2 separate regions of the Homo sapiens genome follow, and region 1 is linked to region 2. Evidence: chromatin contacts called from ENCODE Hi-C or POLR2A ChIA-PET data. All regions are on one chromosome and are shown on one strand. The core of a region is the stretch at or near the end of the contact, and the rest is flanking DNA. Distances in the headings are between cores, read along the strand shown. Region 1 overlaps TRPM3 (transient receptor potential cation channel subfamily M member 3). Region 2 overlaps TRPM3 (transient receptor potential cation channel subfamily M member 3).

Evidence for each region. A loop is a pair of places that touch in the nucleus more often than their neighbours do. ChIA-PET counts read pairs that join two places held with the same protein, here RNA polymerase II (POLR2A). Pooled maps may share reads with other maps.
Region 1: a loop to region 2 is called in a map of Right ventricle myocardium inferior, with 2.9 times the contacts of the local background. The contact joins two enhancer-like sites. A Hi-C loop is called at or near these places in 12 of 168 maps with a recorded cell type or tissue (B cell, CD14-positive monocyte, CD4-positive, alpha-beta T cell and 8 more), 7 of 37 single-sample maps with no recorded cell type and 21 of 50 pooled maps. POLR2A ChIA-PET finds 5 or more read pairs at or near these places in 10 of 52 experiments (AG04450, B cell, BJ and 6 more).

Annotation. Positions count from the first base shown.
Region 1 is chr9:70,606,832-70,609,531 of GRCh38, forward strand. All of the region lies in intron 19 of TRPM3 (transient receptor potential cation channel subfamily M member 3), which reads right to left. LOC107984011 (a long non-coding RNA gene) reads left to right here. Exons shown (of 3, transcript XR_007061572.1): 3 at 227-1,441. Among named protein-coding and RNA genes, the nearest start is that of KLF9, 190 kb to the left of the region's middle. Within about 2 kb of position 1,285, at least 8 of the 41 ENCODE cell types and tissues checked have a DNase peak (open chromatin) inside an H3K27ac peak, as active enhancers do; they include B cell and CD14-positive monocyte, where a contact is called at or near this core.
Region 2 is chr9:70,562,068-70,564,767 of GRCh38, forward strand. The region is part of intron 22 of TRPM3 (transient receptor potential cation channel subfamily M member 3); the gene reads right to left. Among named protein-coding and RNA genes, the nearest start is that of KLF9, 150 kb to the left of the region's middle. Within about 2 kb of position 1,409, at least 7 of the 41 ENCODE cell types and tissues checked have a DNase peak (open chromatin) inside an H3K27ac peak, as active enhancers do; they include B cell and CD14-positive monocyte, where a contact is called at or near this core.

The sequences.
Region 1 (2,700 bases), core at 35-2,534, 45 kb after region 2:
TAACTATCAAACACAAGCACTAAAGCCTGACACAGTTTGCTATGGATCCCTGGTGGGGCTTTGCTCTTCCTCACTTCTTCCTGGGCCTTTTTCTACTACCTCTGGAGAGCAGAGGGGCACATGGTCTTGTAGAGGATAGAGTTGGTCACTACTAGAGAAACTCAGAGCACACACTGTGTCCTCTGACCTGCAGCCACTTCACACCTTGAATTTGAATCCTCTCCAGATGGATACCTGAAATAGGCTCTCAAAACAAGCAGGGTCTAGGAGCCAGTTGGACCCCTGCCTCCTTTCTTCTTGGACCAGAAGAGGACCCAATCTGCTCCTAGAGAAACTTGCTACGATGCAGAAGTGAGGTTATATGGAAATGAAGTGTGTCCTACCTTTCAGAAACTTGGGAGAGTAGGAGAGACCATTTTTGAAAATCTGGTGAGAAATACTCTTACAGAGAAAAACACAGCCCAAAGCACATGGGACCTTCAATCTGAAATTGAATTGTACTGTTAAGCATGTCTGGTGATTCAAAAGACTGGCATACCTTATTTCCAGTCACTTCCTCGAGGCCTGGGCTTTGTCAATATGTGAAGATGAATTTTGGAGAATCATGTAAACACAATTGAACAGATCTGGGGGATCCAGTCTGATGGGTTTGCTGAGGCCAATCCAGTCAGCCACGCAGAAGTGTGCTGGACACACAGGCCCCACCACCCCCCGCCAAAGAGGCAGCCTCCCAACAAGCTGCCAATGACATAAGCAAAGCAGCGTGTCTCAAGTGTCTCCAATCATAAGATTCGCCTGGGAAGCTGGTTAAACTAACACAGCCTCTTAGGCTCCTTCCTGAAGACTGGATTCCATGGGTCTATGATGGGGCTAGAAATTTGCATTTCTAACAAAACTCCCTTGTCATCATGGACGTTTTAGAGATATTGATACTATTATTTCTACTGATTTCTGCTCTCGGGAGTCTGTAAACTTTTTCTGCAAATGGCCAACTGGTTAACTTTTAAGGCTTTGTAGAACCGATAGTCTCTCTCTGTCTCTCACTACTCATCAACTTGATGTGGTAGCACAAAAGCAGTCAGTCAGCCTATTGCTAATGGTAAATGAGATTTAGCCTAAAGCTGCCTCCTTAAGTTCGGCCTGAAGTTTTCTCTGTACATTGTGAACTATAACAAATGAAGGTGTAACAAGACCAATCACCGAGTTTCGGTCAATCAAATGTAGCCAACTGCTCAAACTGTGTTCAAATAAGGCAAACGCTGAGCTGTAACCAATCCAGCTGTTTCTGTACCTCACTTCCGTTTTCTGTATGCCACTTCCCTTTTTCTGTCCATAAATCTTCCACCACGTGGCCCTGCCAGAGTCTCTGAGCCTACTCTGGCTTGGAAGACTGCCCAATTCACGAATCGTTCATTTGCTCAATTAAACTCCTTTAAATTTATTCGGCTCAAGTTTTTCTTTTAACAGAAATCAAGAGTCTGCCTGTGTTCCAATTATTTATGGACACTAAAATTTGAATATGTGTTTCAAGTATTCCTTTTCAAATTTTATTAAAAATGTAAAAACCATTCTCAGTTCGCAGGCCACAATCACAGGCCATGGGTTGAATTTGGCTCAAAAGCTGTAGTTTGCCAAGCCCTGTTCTAAGCTAACAGTTGGGGAATCATAATATAAAAGGAAGGACAGACCTGGGTGTGAAATAGCTGCAAAAATATTATCTCGGGCTGGGCGCAGTGGTTATTGCCTGTAATCCCAGCACTTTGGTAGGCTGAGGCAGGCCCATAGCTTGAGGCCAGCAGTTCAAGACCAGCCTGGCCAACGTGGCAAAACCCCATCTCTACTAAAAATACAAAAATTAATTAGCCAGGTGTGGTGGTGAACACCTGTAATCCCAGCTACTCGGGAGGCTGAGACATGAGACTCACTTGAATCCAGGAGATGGAGGTTGCAGTGAGCCAAGATTGTACCACTGCACTCCAGCCTAGGTGACAGAGTAAGAGTTTGTCTCCTAAATAAATAAATATTATCTTGATAAAATAGTTGTTAGGATTACAAAGAGTACTTAAATAATAGTACCTAGAACATTGCCTCAAACTTAGTAGGTGCTCAATAAAAGAAAGATATTATTTTTGTTGAGTGGATGTATGAACACAACACTGATTATCTATTGCTGGGCAACGTGAATAGCCTAGAAGAAACAATAGTCACAGTTACATTGTACTTATATGTCAAGGAACTGTTCTAAGTGCTTTACATGTTTTAACACATTTAATCTTGATTAAATCCTATAAAATCGGAACTACTATTATTGGCATCTTAAGAAAACTGTGGACAGAAGGGGAAATTAAGTTGTTTGAGGGCACATGGTAAGAGGTGCAGATGGGATTCCCACCCAGGCTGTCTGATTCCAAAGTCCATGCTTGTCACCACTAAGCTGTTTTCTGCAAGGTTAAAAATAATATAGAGCTGTATAAAATATATGAATAGAAACGATTTTTGCATGCCTCAGTTATTTTTGGGGGGAGAGAATTTTTCTCTTTTCCTAACATTGATAAATTTGAATTTTTACCTCACTGAAAACATCTAATATTTACATTTCGATAATATCCTATCTTTTCTCAAGACCACACTTTAAAGTGGTAGTTTCCGAATGGTGGCAATTTTATCCCACAAGGGAACATTTAGCAATGTCTGGAGACA
Region 2 (2,700 bases), core at 159-2,658:
TGATACTGATTTTCAACTTGTGACCCTAAATCTTTAAAAATAAATTAAGTTTCTAAAAAATGAGCCAATTTAACAAAAAATATTTAAGAGTAGAACAAAGGTTATAAACTAGTGAATGGGGGTATGTGGTTGACTGAAGTTTGGGAAATGCTGGATTAGATTATCTCTAAACTCCATCTATTCCTGATATTTTGTCACTCCACGATTCCAGGAAAAGGAGCAAAAGACTTGAATTTGCCCCAAACTGAATCATCTATCCCAGGAGCCAACTGTAGGCCACTTGTAGAACCTTAATCTTTTTATTCCTGGTAGAAAAGCAAACTAGCTCCCACTGCATTAAATGGAATTCAGCCCCTACCTGGGGAAAAAAAGGGACCAATGATATAGCCTCCAACTCTTCAGGGCCATCTTGGCTTCTGGTCTATCTGCTATGTGCACACAGTTTCAGCTTTGAGCTATTCAGAACCCACTATTAAGCTCAATGTCTCATTTTTTAATCCAGTAAATTAGCAGGATGTCGCAAATCTAGGTATGTTGTGTGTGTGTTGGGCAGGGGGGAGGTATGGGGGGAAGAGCGTCCTGGGGGAGAAGTGGGGAGAATTCAATTCCCTGTTACTTGGTTCCATGTTCTTCCTATCCTATATATCTAGCTTTACCTGGAAACAAAAATTATTTATTTGAAGAGGGCTTCAAAATTCTAACCTTAGTATTTCATTATTTTGCATCAGGAATTAATATCAGAAATATTTTATGCAAATCTTGCCTTGGAAGAATATATATCTAAACTAGCCTATTGTACACGCCAGTGGGTTTGCTGTCATGATTAGGAGATCGATTGCATTAACAGCCCCAATTTCTCTCCCCTCCCTGGATCCACACTGCTTTGTCATGTGATGTTAGAGTTTCTATCACTAAACAGGTGGGATCTCTTTCTTCACCTCTTGATTCTGAGTTTGGCCATGTGGTTTGCTTTGGTGAATGGAATGTTAGCAAATGTGACCCACACAGAACCTTGGAAAAGCCCTTAATGTTTCTGTTTCCACTTTTTGGCTTCCGCCATTACCATAAGAGACATGCATGAGCTAGCCTGTTGGAGAATGAAACACAGGGAACCTTTGCTTCTAGGTGCTTGTTTTCTGAGCTGAGGCTGTTCTGGAGGAGGTGATAGCCCGCTGACCTCCTGGCAGGTGATTGAGCCCAGCCCAGACCAGAAGAACCATGCAGCCAACTCTCAGTCTTCTGAGCTCAATACGTGCTTATGGCGTTAAGTTCTGAATTCTAGGGTGGTTTTTCCTGTATCATTTTTGTGTTGATAGATACCTGATAAACAAGCTAAATTTCCCTTGCCCTGCTCACAGCTGGAAGAGGTAGCCCTACGTCCTTCAGGCTGACAAAGTCCTTTCCTCATTTCTTCACTTCTCCTTTCACCCAATTCAGGCTACAGATGATTGGAGCAGATTCCACCATTGACCAAGAAGGAGTGAGTTCATTGAATGGCCAGTGACTAATCAGACTCTTTGTGTTTAGAAATAAAACAGAAGTGCAGAGACTTAAGTTAGATGATGGCATGTACTTAAAGAACATATAGAGCCTGACCTCACTGGGTCATGTAAAGCAAGCCATATGAGAGAGGGATGGTGGAGGAAGGGAGAAAGGAAATGGGAGAGAGAGCAAGAGAGAAAGAGAGAAATGATTGATTGATTATTGATTGAGGCAGGAGAGAAGTATAGAGAAAAGCAGATGAGTGTGGTCATGTCTTCTGATTCTGACTTTACAAAACCACTTCTGGTTTTGTTCCCAGTCAGCTCACGCATGTCGTGCTCTGCTTCCTGTCTTTGAATGCCTCTGTGGTTTTCTCTTAGGCACTTACAGTCAGTCTTTATTGAACCTACTCTGTGTAGTTTTGTTTTCTTACAATCAACATTTTTCTCTGGTTGAGAACATAGTCGCTAAGACTTCAGAAGGAATCAGTTTCCTTGCCTAGTAGTTTCATCAGAGAAGGGAGGGGCTGTGAGAAGGGAGAGGGAAGCTCTGGGAAGGGTTAGAAGAATGGAAATAATTGTGTTTAACTCAGTTTTACTCAGGGCTTGCCTCATCATCATCATTACACCTTCCTTTTGATATTTGCATATACGAAATAGGATTAGATAAGTTCTTTCCTTCTTCAAACCAAAACAACAGAAAAATTTCAGAGAAAACATAAAATAAGTTACTCTTTCAGATTTTTGTGTTGCTGTCCACCTACCTATAATTCATCACAACTCCCTGACACGCAACAATACACCTTTCTGAGCAATGAGGGCAGGAGGAGGCACCCCTTCCCCTGTAGGTGAAGGGAGCTGGAGTCCATTCTCATTGCCTTTACTGTGGAAGGTTTTCCCTGTGAGTCCACACTACCTCAGCCTACAGGCCACACACTAAGGAATATGCTTGTTGTTTCTGTTTAAAATGGAATTGTATTACTTTTCAGAAGCCCATGCATATTTAGGGTATTAGAGTATTCAAAGAGGGAAGAGCCAGGGCCCTCTTCAAGAGGGGCCTTCTTAGGAAAAGAACCAGCAACCTCATATCAGGGCTCTCTGTGCCTGGAAGGATCAGTCCAGTGAGCCAGACTGCATGTCTATGTGTAAATGCACATCAGGGGACATGAGGCTACACCACCTCCAAAGAAATAATCTATGGCTCTTGTCGACTCCCATT